Regions from separate parts of the Homo sapiens genome. Here region 1 is linked to region 2. A link is an interaction called in ENCODE POLR2A ChIA-PET data of the cell type or tissue named here. Cell type or tissue: IMR-90. All regions are shown on one strand. Links, peaks and the distances in the headings refer to the core of each region. The heading gives the core; the rest is flanking DNA.

Region 1 (10,097 bases), core at 631-8,630, 54 kb after region 2:
ACAAAGGTTAATGAGTTTAAAAGGTGTAATTAAATTTATTTAGAAAAATAAAAAACAACTGGAAGGATAAATACCAAAAATGGTGTGAATTGGTATCTTTTAGTGGTGGGATTATGGGTAATTTTCACTTCCTTCTTTTATTTCTCTCTTTTTCTGTAATGAACATGTATTGATATAAAAAGATTGGGAAAGGTGATTACTTTAAAACCTAAAGAAACAAGTTGCCTTCATGTAATTACAGTGGAAAGTTCAAATAAGAAGGGGGCTCGGCCATCACTGCCGTGGTAACAAGGCGACTTTTTTTAGAACTGTGTGGCTAACTGAAAGAGCATGGGTTGGAGAATTAGGAGACTGGGTTTGATCCTGGCTTTGTGACCGCAGGCAAGTCACTAACCCCCTAAGTCTTTTGTCATTCACTAGTTTTTCTTTTTTCTTTTGTTTTGTTTTTGAGACAGAGTCTCCCTCTGTTGCCCAGGCTGGAGTGCAGTGGCATGATCTCGGCTCATTGCAACCTCCGCCTCCAGGGTTCAAGCGACTTTCCTGACTCAGTCTCCCGAGTAGCTGGGACTACAGGCATGCGCTACTCTGCCCAGCTAATTTTTTTTATTTTTATTAGAGACAGGGTTTCACCATGTTGGCCAGGCTGGTCTTGAACTCCCGGCCTCAAGTGATCTGCCCTCCTCGGCCCCCCAAAGTGCTGGGATTACAGGCGTGAAACACTGCGCCCAGCCTCTTGTCATTCACTTATTAATGAACATTTACTGAGCATACTCTATGTACCTGGGTCTGGGCCTGACACTGGGGACAGAATAGCCAAGTGAGGTGTGGGCCCAGCAGTCACAGAACTGCCAATCCAATTCAGAAGGAAAATAGCAAAAACCAGACAAAAAGCAATCTAATAGTAATAACAGTCACAGCTGCCTGTACCAAGTACTTACTAAATGTCAGGCACCTGTACATGACAGAGAGAGAGATACCCATATGTATACACAATATATAATGGATTGCTATATATATGTGTGTGTGTGTGTGTGTGTGTGTATATATATATATGTATATATATATATATAGGATATATGTTGGGTACATATATATATCAACCCGTCATATATAGTGTGTGTGTGTATATATACATATATATAAATATCTCAACCCATTTAATTCTCACAATAACCCCATGAGGTAGGTATTACTATTATTACCATTTTACAGATGAGGAAACTGAGGCTCTAATAGGGTAGCTAATTTGCTTAAAGGTACACAGGTACGAATTTCTACCCCACTATGTGCGCTATGCTGCACTGAACTACATAACTACAAGGGTCATAATTTCCACAAATTAAAACAGGGCCATGACCCAGGAGTTGGAAACCAGCCTGGGCAATGGCAAAACCCCTTCTCTACAAAAATACAAAATTTAGCCCGGGGTGGCGGCACGCATGTGTAGTCCCAGCTACTTGGGAGGCTGGGGTGGGAGGACTGCCTGAGCCCGGGAGGTCGAGGCTGCAGTGAGCCAAGATTTCACCGCTGCACTCCAGCCTGGGCAACAGAGTGAGACCCTGTCTCAAAACCAAAAACAAACAGGGCCATGAAAGCATATTAGGACCATCCGACCTCGTCTCAGGATACAGGTAAGTCTGCCCTGAGGATGTGACATTTCACTTAGACCCCAAGGATGTGAAGGAACAAATCAAAGAGCAGGGACAAGAGCCTCTGGGGTGGAAGAAATGAAATGAAAGGGCATGATGAATTTGTATGAAGCTTTCTAAGAGAGTGGGATTGGAGTAGCAGTCACTGGCCACGGTGCTAACTGCAAATTCTCTTCTCCCCTCTCCACCCACAGGCACTCCTGGCCAGGGCACTTTATGACAACTGCCCTGACTGCTCTGACGAGCTGGCTTTCAGCAGAGGGGACATCCTGACCATTCTGGAGCAACACGTGCCAGAAAGCGAGGGTTGGTGGAAGTGTTTGCTCCATGGGAGGCAAGGCCTGGCCCCTGCCAACCGCCTCCAAATCCTCACGGAGGTCGCTGCAGACAGGCCGTGCCCCCCATTCCTGAGAGGCCTGGAAGAAGCTCCTGCCAGCTCAGAGGAGACCTATCAGGTGCCCACTCTACCCCGCCCTCCCACTCCAGGCCCCGTTTATGAGCAGATGAGGAGTTGGGCGGAGGGGCCCCAGCCCCCTACTGCCCAAGTCTATGAATTCCCCGACCCTCCCACCAGTGCCAGAATCATCTGTGAAAAGACTCTCAGCTTTCCAAAACAGGTACGCATACTTCCACCTACTAGACATGGGTTGAGGGGTATGGAAACACCCAGAGGCCTAACTACCTCTTGAGGCATGGGTGTCCTTCAGATCAAACACGCAAAACGGGAGCCCAGATTGCTGGCAATCACGCTCGGGGAGCTTGTGTGCCAGGTTGGGATGGAGAACTCAGCGGCCTCCACCCCCTTGTCGTTGACACCCTTGGCGCCACTGTGATTCCCCAGCTCTCCAAGGCTGGGCACACTCTGTGGGAAATGGAATGCTTAGCTGAGCTGTGTGGGAAGGCACTGAGGATGTTCGTGGCACCCTTTTCACAGGATGAAGGATCACCAGGACTGCCAGTGACAAATGGGAGGGTGGGGTTTCCATGGGTTCAGAGGCAAGAAGTTACACATCGCATTTAAAATGTATATTCCAGGCTGGGCATGGTGGCTTACACCTATCTATATTCCCAGTACTCTGGGGGGACGAGACAGGAGGATCATTTGAACTCAGAGTTCGGGACCAGCCTGGGCAACATAGTGAGACCCTGTCTCTACCAAAATTTAAAAATTAGCCAGCATAGTAGCACACATGTGTAGTCCCAACTACTTAGTGGGAGGCTGAGGCAGGAGGATCGGTTGAGCCCAGGAAGTCGAGGCTGCAGTGACCTATGATTGTGCCACTGCACTCCAGCCTCGGTGGCAGTGAGAACCTGTTTTCAAAAAAAAAAAAAAGTATATCCCCTTCAATGCAGAAATTTTATTTCTAGAACTGCTATGGAAATATACAAGCAGGCAAATATATGTCTGGATGAGGAGGCTGTAGCCATTATGGCATAGAAAACTCAAAGAGGCCTAAATGTTTATTAACAGTGGATTGGTTATACATATCTTGGCATATCACCACAACAAGCTGCTGTGCAGTTGTTTAAAAAAAGAATGAGGCATTTATAAGAGGGAAGAAAGATCTATTTAAACAAAAACCAAACAGATATAAACTCAAAAAAGAGGCAGGGCGCAATGGCTCATTCCTGTAATCCCAGCACTTTGGGAGGCGGAGGCGGGCAGATCACAAGGTCAGGAGTTCGAGACCAGCCTGGCCAACATAGTGAAACTCCGTCTCTATTAAAATACAAAAAATTAGCTGGGCATGGTGGCAGGCACCTGTAATTCCAGCTACTCGGGAGACTGAGGCAGGAGAATCACTTGAACCTGGGAGGGGAAGGTTGCAGTGAGCTGAGATCGCACCATTGCTCCCCAGCCTGGACGCCAAGAGTGAAACTCCATCTCAAAAATAAACAAACAAACAAAAAACTCTAAAAAGGAATTCTGTATGTGAGTGTGTATGTGCATGTGTGCTCTCACACTGAGACTGAGAAGAACATGCTCCAGGCATAGTTACCCCAAGGAAGGGGAACTGGTTAAAGAGAAAGGGAGCAGTAAGCTGGGGCCTTTATTTTATTCATTCCTGTGTCCTCAGCACGTGGGACCAGGCCTGGCCTGGGGTAGGTGCTCAATACATATCTGACAAACAAACAAATTAGGAAGTTGATTTTTATGTCATATTGAACATGTATGACATCTGTAACTTTTTAAAATATCAATTATTTTGTTTTTTTGAGACTGGGTCTCGCTCTGTCTCCCAGGCTGGAATGCAGTGGTGCAATCACTGTTCACTGCAGCCTCAAACTCATGGCCTCCAGCAATCCTCCTGCTTCAGCCTCCCAAAGTGCTGGGATTACAGGTGTGAGCCACCATGCCTGGCCTAAAGTATCAATTTTTAAAAACAGAGGAAAAAGAGCATTCATTAAATGTAGAATGGGCTAGGCTTGGTGGCTCATTCCTGTAATCCCAGCAGTTTGGGAGGCCAAGGCAGGAGGATTGCTTGAGCCCAGGAGTTTGAGACTAGCCTGGGCAACATAGTGAGACCTCATCTTTACTAATAATAATAAAAAATAATTAGGCAGGCGTGGTGGCAGGCACCTATAGTCCCAGCTACTCAGGAGGCTGTGGAAGGAGGACCCTTTGAGCCCAGGAGATTGAAGCTGCAGAGAGCTATTATTACTACGGCGCCCCTGCACTCCAGCCTGGGTGACTGACCGGGACCCTGTCTTAAAAAATAATAAAACAAATGCAGAATGAAAACTTTTTTTAATAAGGAAAAGAATTAAAGTAAGGAAGGAGAAAAAGAATGCGCTATTTCCCTCAAAGCCCTGGCCTTCATGAGGTGTTGAGATGTAGAGCAGATGTGCACAGGCCTCAGTCACTGCAGGCATTTCCTGCCATCAGATGCTTTGCTTTCAGCTCCCATGACACATCCCACCCGGCCACAGCTCTGGCAGAGGGTCTTGGCAAGGTCTGTGTGCAGGGAAAGGCCAAGCTCCCTGAGGCATGTGCTGTGGGGGCCCCAGGAATGTGCTACTCACCATTCAGGCCTTCTCCACACCAGCTTCCAAGGTTGTCTTCAAACAGGAAAGTGTTGATTCCTTAGAAGATTTTGAATACTTTACATTTTCTAACTCCCTGGGCTACAAGACATAGAACCAGACAGTTGTTACATAGAACAGCTGCCAGCACAGGCACTCGCTACAAACACCAGGAGGAAGCTGGTGGCGCCTTCTGAAGCAGTCAATGAGGTGGACACTAACTCTCTTTTCTGGAACAACTGGCCCCGATCTAGGCCTGGCATGCTCAGCTGCTGTCTGAGCAGCTGACTCGGAGCAGAGCTTTGCTGAGGTTTCTTCTAAGAACAACAAGTGACATTAACTGAAGTTAACTTGAATTTCTTCCAAAGCCATGAAAAGAAAAAACAAAAAATCAATAGCAATTCCTTCCTCTCCCTGAAAGGAAAACAGATGCGCTGTCCTCTGTTGGTTGACCAGAGGACCCTCGAAGACCACTTCACAATCAGTTAAGTTTTCTGATCCACAGAAAAGGCTGGCAAGGCTGGCACCTCCTCCCTGCTCATGCCACTCAATACAATGACAGGCTCCTACAAGGTACTTAGTAAATACCTGTTGCATGAATGAAATTGACCAAACACAACACAAGGTTTCAAAAACATGGAGTCCACTATCAACTGCTAGACTGACATCCGTGTGAAAGGAAAGATGAGTTTACTATTGAAACTTAACTTTGAAAAATGATCAGGGCATTAGCAATGAGATTTGTCCTTGATGTTAAGTGCATCAACCATTTGAGGCCTTGCTTGTGCAGGCTGTGGCAAACAACAGAAACCGCAAGGAAATTCAGGGGGGGTCCCTTTAACCACTGAGCAGAGTTCTTGAGGTGGCCACAGTAAAACCCCCCAGGGGAATTTCCTGCCTTGTTTTCCTTCCTTAAGTTCCCTCCATGTCTGCCCTACCTACAAGTTTGCTCCCTTCCTTCCCTCCCTTCCTATTTATTTACTTAAAAAAAAAAATTTTTTTTTTTTTTTTTGGAGGCAGAATCTCGCTCTGTCACCCAGGCTGGAGTGCAGTGGCGTGATCTCGGCTCACTGCAACCTCTGCCTCCTGGGTTCAAGAGATTCTCCTGCCTCAGCCTCCCAAGTAGCTGGGAACACAGGCTCCCACCACCACGCCTGGCTAAATTTTTTTTGTATTTTTTAGTAGTGACAGGGTTTCGCCATGTTGGCCAGGCTGGTCTCGAACTCCTGACCTCAGGTGATCTGCCCACCTCAGCCTCCCAAAGTGCTGGGATTACAGGCGTGAGCTACTGTGCCCAGCCTATTTACTTAAACATTGTTTTAATTTATTGGCTGGGTGCGGTGGCTCACACCTGTAATCCCAGCAATTTGGGAGGCCAAGGCGGGTGGATCACCTGAGGTCAGGAGTTTGAGACCAGCCTGGCCAACATAGTGAAACCCTGTCTCTACTAAAAACACAAAAATTAGCCATGTGTGGTGGTATGCATCTGTAGTCCCAACTACTCAGAAGGCTGAGGCAGGAGAATCGCTTGAACCCGGGAAGTGGAAGTTGCAGTGAGCCGAGATCACGCCACTGCACTCCAGCTTGGGTGACAAGAGGAAAACTCCGTCTCAAAAAAATAATAATAATTTTTAATTTCTTGCCTTCTCTGTGCTTGGAGTCTCTTAGCAAGAGATGTGGTCTGTGGCTTACAACTCAGGAGTGCCATCTCATTTGGCTTCTGGGGCAGCCAATGTTGCACTGGGTGATTGGGGACCTCCCAACACCCTTTGTGTTTCTCCTTCCTCCTCTGTATAGGGAGAAGGTTGGACCCCATCTTTTCTAAAGTCACCTTCAGATGTACCTTTTGGTTTTTCTAAATACTTTCTTCTTCCTCTACTCTGAGAAGGAAGGAGCTAGAAGAACTTGAAGACCAGTTAACAATCAGTTACACATTTTCTGATCCACAGAAAAGGCAGGCGTCTCCTCCCTGCTCATGTCATCTAGCCATTAACCCTGAGGCTAAACCCGCCCAGAAAATACATTCCAAATGGAAGCGGCTGTTGGTAGACGGGGCAACTCTGAGCCACGGGTTTTGAACTGTTTTCCCATGGCAAATTCACAGGCTTGGAACACAGCCTTTGTGAGGCACTTCACGGACTCCTTTCTATATCTGTGTTGACAGTCTGCAGACTAAGAGTGGCCCCAAATTAACATCCGAGAAGGTGGAAACATGTCATTTTTCTCAAGTTGTCCTAAGAGAGGCGTCTATGTGTCAGAATCAGACATCTCTATAGCTGGGTGCGATCTCTGCATATCTTTAGATTAGAACAACTCTTCATTTTACAGATGAGGACATTAATTCCCAGGGAGGTGAAACTGCTCGTGCAGCCACACAGCTGATGAAGTACGACTTCCATCACCCCCCAAAACACAGCCCTTATTCCTTGATCTTCTTTCACCTGACTCTGTGGCTGACGCTATTCTTTCTGATGAACACTTTACTGAAATTTCACCTACAGATGCTACGTTACAGCTCTGTAACTTATATCCAGACCACGAAACAACAAAACTACCACCCCAGAAGCCTCCAGTGCCTTCTCTCTGTCACTTCCCCACTAGGGTAACCACTATCTTGAGCTTTGTTTTACTTTTTATCCCAACTTCCTTAATATAATGTGCTGGCCTAATTTAAAAAAAAAACCCACCACATCAAGAGCATATTTGATTTCAGTTTAAATTCAGAAGGGACTCTTGTATTTCAAGAGAAAAGGGTCAGATTTCCTGGTGAAACTGCTTTTGGATCCACTAGTTCCTGAACTGGAGTTTCCTTCTGTCTCCCTAAACCTTTCGAAACTGTGTTTCTCAAACATGTTCCTTAACTGATTGCCATACTGGGCCTACGTTTTCCAAGAAGCACTGGGCATTTTTGAGCTGGCTTCCTTCCATCTGAAATGTCATACACAGGAAAGTCCCTTTGCTCTGTGGAGGTGCCCTTATAGGCAAAGGGGATCCCACAGTCAGCCATCAAAATAAAATGGGCCTGAAGTCATGGGGAGGAATGGGCCTTGGGACAGCATTTGGAAAGGGTCTGCGGGGGGAGAAAGCTTGGTGTGTTTCTGGGAGGTACCACTGGCGGTACAGCCAGTGGTCCGGGACACTCACTCAAGGTCCCTGGGTGTGGCGGGTGCATAGCTTGTCAGACCGGGTAAGCAGCTTGGATTTCTGGCCTGGCGCGGTGGCTCACGCCTGTAATCCTTCCACTTTGGGAGGCTGAGGCAGGTGGATCACTTGAGGTCAGGAGTTCAAAACCAGCCTGGCCAACGTGGTACTAAAAATACAAAAAAGTAGCGGGGTGTGGTGGCGGGCACCTGTAATCCCAGCTACTCGGGAGGCTGAGGCAGGAGAATCGCTTGAACCCGGGAGGTGGAGGTTGCAGTAAGCCGAAATGGCACCACTGCACTCTAGCCTGGGTGACAGAGCGAGACTCCGTCTCCAAAAAAAAAAAGAAGCTTGGATTTCATTCAAAATGCAATGGGAAACCACTGATGGGCTTGTCCACCTAGACCAATCAGCCTGAGACCATCAGGAACAAAGTCAGGTTTACTGAGTGTAAAGAGGGAGATCACAGAGCAGAGGAACCATGAGGCAGCTCACAAACAGGAAAAGGTAGCATCGTGATGGGATGGGGAAAGGCGGGGTTTAGGTGAAGTCTAAGCGAAGCTGTGTCTTGATAGGCTCTGTGCACAACACGGCAGCGTGCAGGCTGGACGAGGGCCGCTCTCCCCTTGGGAACCACGAAGCGGAGATAGAGGGGGAGTCCTGGACCCGGAAACCCCTTGTCTGAAGCGCTACATGAGGGCCTGGGAATCAAGGCTGCTTCTCTGTCAATGACTCAGATCCCCCAGGCGAGAGTGGGATGCTTCATTCTTACTGAGAGCGCTTTGGAAAGCTGGGCTTCGAGAGCCTAGGATTTCAGGGAACCAAGTTTCTCAGGGAGTAAGAAAGCAGTCGTCACTCAACGAAGGGGGCTGTTTTGACATGTGACAGCTGCAGCGTGTCCTTGGAAGAAATGTTCATCCTGTTCGCATTGCGGCTGCTTTGTCTGCATCCGTGAGTCTAGCCAGATGAATGGCGGGGTGGATTTTTACACTGTGTGCTAATGTTTACCATCCAAGCCGTACACATCCACTCACCAAAAACAAACAGATAAATCTAGCATGTACATTCCCAGTGCTGCATCCCGGGGACACCATGATGAATAGAGGGACCCTGACCCAGTCCTCAGAAACTGCTCCTCTGCCTGCGTTCCCCTCCCTCAGCTCTGCATATTGAAACCCTAACATCCCCTGAGCCAACTTGGAAAGCCCCCTACTGAGCAACAGCTCCTTGGGACGCCAGTGGGAAGTACACTCCCCCTGTCCTGGACTCCGGAGCTTCACCCTGTCCTCTCCTCCAGGCCCTGTCTTGCTTACCAGCCTGTGCCCAGCCTATATTCAGACCTCATTTCCCTCTTAGACTTTAAGCCCGTGGTAGACAGCATCTTCTACTCTAGAAAAATGTGCGCATTCCTAGTCCCCTCCTAGAGACGTTCTAGTTCAGGAGGTCTGGGTGGGAGACTTGGCAGCTGTATTATTTTAAAGTTCCCCAGGGGACTCGGATCCCTGGCTGGGTTTGGAAGCTGCTCTGTGGCACCCAGTGTGGTACCCACCATTGAGCCAACATCATTGAGCTCTGGAGGATTAACTTGAATCTGAAGTTCCCATTCACAGACCCAGGTTCCATGGCTGAGACCATGTTTCCCAAAGTGCCTTGAGCAATAACTGGCCAGGTGCTCTCAATAAAATATAAATCGGGGCCAGGCGCGGTGGCTCACGCCTGTAATCCCAGCACTTTGGGAGGCCAATGTGGGCAGATCACCTAAGGTCGGGAGTTCAAGACCAGCCCGACCAATATGGTGAAACCCTGTCTCTACTGAAAACACAAAATTAGCCTGGCATGGAGGCATGTGCCTGTAGTCCCAGCTACTCAGGAGGCTGAGGCAGGAGAATCGCTTGAATCCAGGAGGCGGAGTTTGCAGTGAGCCGAGATCGCGCCATTGCACTCCAGCCTGGGCAACAGGAGCGAAGATCCATCTCAAAAAAAAAAAAGGTTTATATGTATATAAATTGGATGGTCAATCCCATCCTTTGTAGGACAAAATTCAAACTCCTTCACTGACCTGCTCCCTGTTAACCTTTCCCACTCCACCTCTCCCTCCTCCCCTCCCTCGCTCCTCTCCATCACTTTCACATTGCCAGGTTCTCTTCTGCCTCCCACTGCTGCCAGCAAAAGCTGCCAGCTGCAGCTCAACTGGTCACCTCCTGCTTCCCTGCCTCAGCCCAGGTGACAAGTCCTTAGACAGCTCTCAGACCTCAGTTTCCTCCCAGACCTTGTTGGTCCCTC
Region 2 (10,097 bases), core at 1,347-9,346:
AGAAATACAGCACGGAAAGGGGAAAAAATAGTAACTTTACAGTGGAGAAACCAGACAAACACTCTCTGAGTCAGAAGATCAAGCTGACATCCACAGTTAAAAGTCATAAGAGTTTACATCCCTGGTATGTGATAAGAATGCACTTTACCTCTGATCTCCCTCTCAAAAACCCATAAGCCCAATTTAATCATGAGAAAAACTAAGAAAATCTGAATAAAATGTGGACTTGAGTTAATAGTTATATATCAATATTGGTTCATTGAATGTGACAAATGTGCCATATTAATGCAAGATGTTAGTAGGAGAATTAGTAGGAAATTCAGTGTGGGGTATATGGGAACTCTCTGTACTGCCTTCACAATTTCTGTAAATCTAAAACTATCCTAGCCAGGTACAATGGTGTGCACCTGTAGTCCCAGCTACTCGGGAGGCTGAGGTGGAGAATCACTTGAGTCCAGCCTGGGCAACATAACAAGACCCTGTCCCTTTAAAAAAAATAAAATAAAATAAAAATTATTCTAAAATAAAACATCTATTAAAGAAAATGAGGGTGACTATCTATATACATTATATACATTTCCATAGAAAACAGCTGTGCAAACTAGGCACAAAAGCAGATACAACATTCTACCTGGTTCTAGACTTTATCTGTACATATGGTACAACTAAGCTATTTTGATTTTTCCACTTCAAATATTTGATATTAAGCTATCCTTACGTCAAGACAAAACCCACTCTACTATGATGAAAGGTACATTGCTATGGAGGACAGGTATAAAGGAAACACAATTAGCCTGGACAATAAATGAACACTTACAGTAGCAGTTCTCTGCTCATCAAACTTTGAAAGTTTCTGAAGTTCTCTATAAACTGTTCCAAGTGGTGCATATTCCAGAATTAGGTAGACTCTGGTAGCATCATGGAAATAACCATACAGTCTAAGAATATTAGGATGCCTGCAACAAAGGATAAACATTCTAACACTTGGTTTGGAGCTCACAGAAGACTATGTACAAAATGTCAAACAAACTCTTCATGTAAAACCAGTGGTGTTTCACATGAAACCACACTCCAAACCCCACTTTAGAATCTGAAACTATAAACCCACTCCAAGAAAAATACATACACCCACATATCATTTTAAAAGCACTTCACAGTATTAATGGACCTCTGGTTTAGTTAAGACTATTTCCTTCCTTTAGGCACCTTTATTCTTAGGAGGAAAATTCAGCTGAATATTAATTATCTACATATTAAAAAAAGGACATGGCCGGGCACAGTGGCTCACGCCTGTAATCCCAGCACTTTGGGAGGCCGAGGCGGGAGGATCGCGAGGTCAGGAGTTCAAGACCAGCCTGGCCAACATGGTGAAACCTCGTCTCTACTAAAAATACAAAAATTAGCTAGGCTTGTTGGTGCATGCCTGCAATCCTAGCTACTCAGGAGGCTGAGGCAGGAGAATCGCTTTAACCTGGGAGGCAGAGGTTGCAGTGAGCTGAGATTGCGCCACTGCACTCCAGTCTGGGCAACAGAGCGAGACTCCATCTCAAAAAAAAAAAGGAAAAAAAAAAAGGACATGGCATTGCCACAGTAGTTTGACACCCAGACACTGTGACAGATAAAAGCAGTGATCAGTAATGGCAGTAGATGGGTGCTGAGCAGACTGGGCAGGTGCAGACTGTGGCCAGCGGGAAGCAGGCAATGGGAAGCACAGCCCATGTGAGATGCCTGCCCCTCCCAGCCCCAGCCAGGTGTTGCCAGGCAGAGACACACCAGGCCTGATGTGGCCAGACTTGAAGTATTAGCATCTGATTCAAATTTGAAAAACACTGAAAGAAAAAAAGGAAAAACAAAAACCCACCAGCCGTAGTCAACCTGCAGGTAGCTGCTCGCAATTCCTGCATACCTCAGAATAAGGGGTGCCATTCCCCTTCACTGTCCACCAGAAAGACTTGCCCATATAAACTATTCTATTAACAAAACATTAAATCCTCAAGTGATTTTTCCAGGATCAGAGCACTTAAGTGCTCTTTGAAAGATGACAAATTTAATCATTTTTTGTGGTACTATGAAAAGCAGGCCCTCTAAAAAATAAATTTATACTTAAAAAAAAAAAAAGGAATACAATTTTATTTTAACATGCAGAGCATGGGAGAATCACAGGAGAATGCTTATAACCCAGTGCAGTACAGAAGCTTATCTAATCTTTTTCATAGGGGAGGGGGAGGTGAGGAACGGGGCCATGCATTTGAAGGCAGTGCCTCGTAAGAGGGAGTGAAGGGACCTGGGCAGTGGGAGGCTGACATTACAGGAGGGGGAGGGGTGCAGCATTGGTGAACATTCTTTTGAACATGAACCTGAAAACTCACCGAAGGTGGGACTGTATTTCTACTTCTCTTCTGAGCTGATGCTCCACTCCGGCTTTCTCCAGCTGAGCTTTAAATAACACTTTAAGAGCCAGAATAAACTTGCTTTGCTTTTCTCTTGCCAAATAAACATTACCAAACTTTCCTTTACCCAGAGGGCGACCAATTTCAAAGTCTTCCAAAGCCCACTGCCTCCTAGGAGGAATTTGAACACTTTAGAATGTGAAGAAAACAAAGCTTTTCTAACAAATTTTCAATGAGTAGCAGACACATTCTACAAATAATTTCGTATTCCAACTTCACTCAATATGCATCCTCAGCAAGAACCAAGGCAATAACCACTATCAAAGAGCTGCCACGACATGAAACCCTGACGTCCCTAGCTGCCGTCAGGTGTGAGAGTCAGTGACAAGGAGCAGTCTCGGGTTTTAGACCTGAAGCACTCTATGGGAAATGTCCCAAGCCCGTACTATGCTCAGAGGAACAGGGCCATGACAACGCTGAAGACCACAAAAAGGATAAGTGACCAGAGAGGGAGGAATGCTTCCAGACCATCTGGGGGCATGTTTCAAACTAACCCCAGCTGCTCCCTCCAGTCCCAGAGGTGCTAATTCTCTCTGGGTGGAGAACCACTCTGGTGGTGGAGACAGAGCCACTGTTACTAATGGAAGCGGGATGGAGCCCACAGGCTAGCTGGGGCATGAGAACCAGTGGATTTAGACTCTTAGCCTCTGTTAGACCGCTAAAAGCAAAAGAGTCTGTGGGTTCATTCCTCGCTCCTCCCGGTACATTCTAGAGTCCAGATAGTTCAGAGACTGAGAGGAGGCTTTTAGAAAAGCCCTGGGGAAGACATTACAGCCAACCTTTACAATAAAGAACTAAAACTATAATACTGTCAAAACCCTCAGTCATATATGAGTATATAGTTCTGCAACATATTCTATTTTTTAAAAACTTGCACTTTTGTACAATAAAAAAGTACAGACGCATAAACCATATGTAGTGGTTATTTCTAAGGACAGAGAGGAACTTCCACACATTTCTATAAAAGATTCATACAAGCTTTTTCTAAATTTGAAAGCCATTTTTTAAAGCACTTGAGTTCCTAGTAAAATACCTCATTACACAAAATTCCATTTTTTTTAAGATTGGAAATCTGGAAACATTTATATCCTCTAAATGCAAATAAAGGCCTCATTTTTTTCCCCAGAGTTCCCACAACGAAATTTGCAACGAAATAATATATTCTAGTAGAACAGTACAGAACTTTGTAAATAAGAAAGCTTACTTTTTTGATTCTTCATTTTTCTGTTTTGATGCCAGTTCCTCCTCAGGATTATTTTCTATATGGAATAAGTTAAAAACCTGTTTTTAGAATAACTATATAGGATAAGCTAAGCTGTGAATAGAGGTGAATCAAAGAATTGGTCACCAAAATATTAATGGTATGTCAAGAATGATAAATCTGTTTTTTTTTTTTAAAGTTTTCCTTATAGAAAAAAAGGACTACTACACCCTGACTTCCATCATGTGAAGCCTTTATAGAATTTCTAAAGATGAGCAGACGTATATATAGACAGGCCCTTCTCTGATAAATTAAAGGCAGACTATGCAGGCTCTTCTGAAGCCTCAGTTTCCAAAGAAGAGCTTTTGTGGCAGAAGTACCAATCTTCCCATGCATGACGAGCTGCCAACTCGTCACCTTTTTCCCCTTACTAGGTGGGCCAGCCAACAGTCCATACCCTACATACGAATTATCACCAACATGTAGCAAAACATAAGCCAGCCACCCTCCATTTATATTAGCTGCCAAGGGGAAATATAAAAATAAAAGCCACCAATTCAGCAAAATGCACAATGAACAGTTGTGCAGCAGAGGACTGGGGTAACTATTTCATCAGCCACAAGGACATATGAAACATTTCCACTGGTCTGTCTCCAACATAGCAAACTCGAACAGCACACAATGCTCTGCTCAGATATCTGGATGCTGGTCCAAACTCTTCCTCCAGATGCCCCTGTCACATGTGCACCCCTCAACCCCCAGGACACTCACTCAATTAATATCAATCTAATCACCATCCCTAACTCCTCTTTATTCATCTTTCAGGTACAATTTATTGCCCAGTTCTAATGAGTCTGCATCGTAAATGAGCTCTCAAATTTGTGTGCACCTCTCCATCCTGGCTTGTCTTTGGATAAGTTAACTGCTTCTGAGTCTTAGCTTCCTCCTCTGTAAAACTGAGTTAATAACTGGCTACCTTCATGAAGTGGTTACGAAGATTGAAAGAGATGACGTGGATGAAGCACGCACTTATCTCAGAGCCTGCAGGGAATGAGCACTCAACAGTTGGTAAATAATTGCATCCACTCTGCTCCACACAGAGCAGGTTATTGCCATCTCTGACCTCAACCTCCTTCCTGTCTGGTACTCCTAAATCCAGCGTTCTACTCCAATTTATTCAGTACTTCCACAGTAAATTTTTTTTTTTTTTTTGAGATAGAATTTTGCTCTTGTTGCCCAGGCTAGAATGCAATGGCACAATCTCGGCTCACCACAACCTCCACCTCCTGGGTTCAAGCCATTCTCCTGCCTCAGCCTCCTGAGTAGCTGGGATTACAGGCGTGCACCACCACGCCTGGCTAATTTTGTATTTTTAGTAGAGACAGGGTTTCTCCATGTTGGTCAGACTGGTCTCCAACTCCTGACCTCAGGTGATCCACCTGCCTCGGTCTCCCAAAGCGCTGGGATTACAGGCGTGAGCCACTGCGCCTGGCCTTCCACAGTAAACTTTCTAAAAGGCAGAGTTCCCTTCTGAGTTCAAAAAAGCTTCAGTAGCTTCCAAATGCCCTAGAGATGAGGCCCCATTCCTTAACATGGCCAGCAATGCCCATGGTGACCTCACCGCAGCCTGCCTCAGTTCACCCACTTCTCTGGATTTCCCCCACACTTTAGATCTCAGTCCCTTCAAGTCACTTACTGCAAGCACCCTACATCCAGACTCAGTAACAAGCAATCAAAAGGACACCAATTTATGCTGTGTCCTCCCTGGGTGCCCAACTCTTCCAAGAGGGTGAGAATCAGGTCTGTATTTTTAGCATAGGTCTGGCCCATGGGCAGACACTGTTACTTCAACCCAGACACCATATTTTCTCCCCATCCTCAACAGATATAAAAGCTAAGGCTCCAAACAATAAGTGCAAGTATATACACTGGCTTTTTTAGCAACGACGACAAAGAAGGACTATCCAATGAGTCTCAAAAGCTAGTTTACCAGGTGCCGATGGCAGGGGCTGCTTGCTCTTTTGGGTGTTATTCAGTGGCCTGGAGACAGGATGAGGTACACTGGTTGCCTGCAATTGCTTCTGCTTCTGATTCTGAACCGGCTTGTGACTGGAGACAAGCTTTTGTGCTTGCAAAGGAATGCGCTGGGAAGAATTTGAAGGACACAAGACCCGCTGAGCCTGGCCACTATTTACAGGTAATGGATTCTGACAAGGAAATTGCTGAGTCACGAGAACACGTTTTGGACCTCCAACTGGAGCTGTAGCCTAGAATGGAAGAGAAAATAAACTTTCTGGCATTCATGAAAGCAAAAGATGAATATATTGAGAATTTCACAAAGTTTGTTCTCTAGTATAGCAAAATAATGAATGTCACTGATAAGAGATGGAAGGTGAAAAGGTATTTTAATCAGTACCTCCAGAGGATAGTTAGTATGTGGCTAAGAATACCTGAATGATACCTTCTATCCCCTCCAATTCCTCACCCCTAAAAATCATGCTTTATTAACAAATATCCATTAATGAAGGAGACACTTTCTAAAATTTCTCAATAATTTGGAAATAGACACTACATTGCTATTTGGCAAAAAGCTATGATACAAAAACTTTATGCCAAAATCTCAGTTCCATTGAAATTTCTTTGATAATATACGTTTAAGAAAAAGACCAAAAAAAAATACGTCAAAACGTTCAACAGTGGTATTATCTTCATGAAGTTTTAGAAGAGTCTAAGTTTTCATATATCGAAGATTTTCCACAATAAGCTTATTACTGTACTATTGATTAACCAATGTTTCATTTTCCAAGTATTGACAAAATGGAATTGAGCAAAAAACTGACAAAGAGGAAACAAATGTAGACACTTCACAAAGTTACTACTAAAATGTATTATTATTATTATTTTTGAGATGGAGTCTTGCTCTGTCACCCAGACTGGAGTGCAGTGGCATGATCTCGGCTCACTGCAACCTCTGCCTCCCAGGTTCAAGCAATTCTCTGCCTCAGCCTCCCAAGCAGCTGGGACGACAGGCGCCTGCCACCACGCCTGGCTAATTTTTTGTATTTTTAGTAGAAACAGGGTTTCACCATCTTGGCCAGGCCGGTCTTGAACTCCTGACCTTGTGATCCACTCTCCTTGGTCTCCCAAAGTGCTGGGATTACAGGCGTGAGCCACCGCGCCCAGCCTTGAAATGTATTATTTATACGCCTGTAAGTACTGTATTACAACCTTAAATTGTTAAGTTAACTCTAACACCCTCAGCTAATCAAACTAAAAGGGGTAGGAGGGATGAGATTTCCTTCAGCTTCAACAGCTCATTGTAAGTGAGGGACAAGTGCTAGAAATGAAAGCCTCAAAGTCCATCCCCAGCTCAACGGTATGAGTGCTCTACAAAGAGAGGGTGTTAAGACTTCCAAATACAAAGTCAGTTACTCCTGAAATTAGCACACTGTCCACAACGCAGCAGGCATTCAGACAAAGACAAATAAAAAGAAACATTTTAAATATAGAGCAATTTTTTAAATGGCCGTTATCATAGGAACTTAGAATCAAATACAGTAATTCAAGGTAGCCTTTTTCTAATTATTTTATATTTATGGCCAATTTTAAAAGTTTTGAACTCCTGCCAGATGCATTATTACTATTATCCTGCATACAGTGGAGGGATATAGAAACTTAAGCAGCCGATTATAAGACAAAGCAGAACAAAAAAGCTACTCTAAGAAGCAGCAAAATGTTACTGAACACGAGAAAAGTGACTAATTCATATCCAGGATCACAGTAAGGGATCTAAATTTAAATCCAAAGTAAAGGCGGAAAGAATTCCCGACAAGACCAACCTCCATGTGGGTTTATAAATGTGAATGAGATTACAGATTATTCAATTTACCTTAACAGGTCCTGAAATGCAGTTTTCTTTAGATCGGTCCATGATGCCTGAAAAGAAAAAGAAGAACCTTTAATTTGAACAAAGCCACCTGCTTAAAGTGCTGTTGCTCGATAGGCAGCGTTACAGTTCCCCAATCAAAAGGCCTCCACAACACACCGGATTTTACATGTTTTGTCCAAATGAAGCTAATGAGGGAGGGACAGGCATGTGCTTTCCCTGCAAGGCCAACCTCCCCTTGGGCACTGCGTCCCATCCTCTGTCACGGAGTCTTCACTCCTGATGGTCTTGCTGCTCCATCATCTCTCCTCTAATGGATCACTTCCATCCCTGTGCAGCCTACTGGCATACCTGCTACCTTAAAAAAGTCCTCTTTAGGCCGGGCATGGTGGCTTACACCTGTAATCCCAGCATTTTGGGAGGCCGAGGTGGGCGGATCACCTGAGGTCAAGAGTTCGAGACCAGCCTGGCCAACATGGTGAAACCCCGTCTCTACTAAAAATACAAAACTTAGCTGAGCGTGGTGGCAGTCACCTGTAATCCCAGCTACTCGGGAGGCTGAGGCAGGAGAATCACTTAAACCCAGGAAGCAGAGGTTGCAGTGAGCTGAGATCACACCATTGCACTCCAGCCTATGGGAAAAGAGCGAGACTTCGTCTCAAAACAATAAAATAAAATAAAAGTCCTCTTTATTCTATTATCGTTGCTAACAATGACCCCCTCCTCTCCAACAGCAAAGCTCCAGAAGAACCGTCCACACTTGCCACCTCTACTGCTCCTCTCCCCTCCCCTGAGCCCATCCCCACCTGGCTTTTTTGTCTCCACCACATTGTCAGGCTCATGGCTGACACCTACTGCTGCCAAACCCAAGGGTCAATTCCACCTTCCCCGTACTTGCATCCTCAGCAGAATCTGACAAGGTTGATCACATCTTACACTTTTTTCTTCACTTCACTTCCAGGTTTATCTACCACCTAGTCGTCCTGTCTTTCCCTCCTTGCTGGGTCAGTCTCATTTTTGCCAGATCAAGGGTCTGGGGTGACTCAAGAACGAGTCCCTGGACCCTCCACTTCTCCATCTACACCTTCACCAGGGATCCATATCACCCAGTGCCTCAGCTCTAAATGCCTTCATGAGGACCACTCAAAGTGCGTCTTCTGCCCTAGTCTCTCCTTGGACTGTCAGACTTGGATATCCAAGGATTTGCCCAGGATCTCCCAAAAATGTCTGCCAGGCACCTCAATCCTAACATATCCAAAACTGAACCTCTTCCCTTCTCCACTTCTCACCTCCCTGTTCATGGGTGTGCCCTGAGCTCAGGCCTAGAATGACTTCTCCATCTCCAATTACTCCCTAGCCGAGTACATCCAGTCTCTTTGCTTTCAGTACCATCTACAGGCTGAGGACTCCCAAATATTCATTCTTCAGCCCAGACCTCTCCCCTGAACTCTTGATCTACATTTTCTACTTTCTATGCAACATCTGCACCTGATTATCTGAGCGGCATCTCCATTCTAACATGTCCCAAACAGAAGTCCTAATCTCTCCCCACTCTCACCTCCCCAAATCTAGTCTCTAGACATCCTCATCTCAGTGCATGGCAAACCCATCCTGTCAGTTGCTCAGGCCAAAAGCCTTGGCATAATAACCCTTTACGAGGTTCTCTCTCGCAAACCCTTCATTTAATCCACCAGCATATTCTGTAGGCTCTGCCTTCAAGATCACTGCTCACCACCTCTACTACTACCACCTGGTCAAACCATTATTCTCTCTCCCTTGAGTTTTTTCCAACAGCCTCCCAATGGCCTCCCCACTTCCACCCTTACCCTGTCATGGTCCATTCTTAACACTGAGGCCGGCAATCTCATTAACAAATCAGATGTGTTGATCCTCAGTTCAGAAGACCCCCATGGCTCCCAACTCAATCAAAACAATGCAAACTCCTAACCTGCATAGACAGGCCTATTGAAGTCTCACAGAACATGGACCCTAACTACCTCTCTGACTTCATCTCCTCTTCTTGTCAACCGTGTACCAGCCACACAAGGCTTTCTTTCTGCAAATAAGTCCCCTGCCATAAGCATTTGCACTTCTTGCTCCCTTTATTACGCTTTTCCCCCAGGTGTGTAGTTCAGTCTTTCATTTCACTGAGGTTTCTTTTTTTTTTTTTTTGAGATAGAGTTTGCTCTTGTTGCCCAGGCTGGAGTGCAATGGCGCAATCTCGGCTCACCCGCAACCTCCACCTCCTGGGTTCAAGCAATTCTCCTGCCTCAGCCTCCAGAGTAGCTGGGATTACAGACATGCACCACCACGCCCAGCTGATTTTGTATTTTTAGTAGAGACAGGGTTTCTCTATGTTGGTAGGGCTGGTCTGGAACTCCCGACCTCAGGTGATCCACCCACCTCGGCCTCCGAAAATGCTGGGATTACGGGCATGAGCCACCGCGCCCGGCCTTCACTGAAGTTTCTTATCAAATATCCCCGCACTCTGGCCTGGGCAATGGAGTGAGACCCTGTCTCAAAAAAAAAAATTAAGATTACCATTTTACAATTAAGCAAA

The links. Peaks named below come from ENCODE experiments on the same cell type or tissue, not always from the same donor. Only the 100,000 strongest peaks of a DNase experiment are listed, where the experiment ranks them.
Region 1: POLR2A ChIA-PET joins it to region 2 with 13 read pairs; 14 of 35 experiments call an interaction of 5 or more read pairs at or near these places.

What each region holds. Positions count from the first base shown.
Region 1 is chr20:56,435,321-56,445,417 of GRCh38, forward strand. CASS4 (Cas scaffold protein family member 4) reads left to right here. Exons shown (of 6, transcript NM_020356.4): 2 at 1,844-2,266. Among named protein-coding and RNA genes, the nearest start is that of CASS4, 28 kb to the left of the region's middle. In IMR-90, for the core only: no CTCF peak of the experiment used is centred there; DNase peaks (open chromatin) are centred at 3,171, 4,611 and 8,551; H3K27ac peaks cover 7,187 bases.
Region 2 is chr20:56,380,616-56,390,712 of GRCh38, forward strand. AURKA (aurora kinase A) reads right to left here. Exons shown (of 9, transcript NM_198437.3): 2 at 7,541-7,587; 3 at 5,642-5,918; 4 at 3,655-3,709; 5 at 2,370-2,561; 6 at 818-956. The coding sequence starts at 7,582. Among named protein-coding and RNA genes, the nearest start is that of AURKA, 6.6 kb to the right of the region's middle. RefSeq lists an enhancer at 5,471-6,670. In IMR-90, for the core only: no CTCF peak of the experiment used is centred there; no DNase peak of the experiment used is centred there.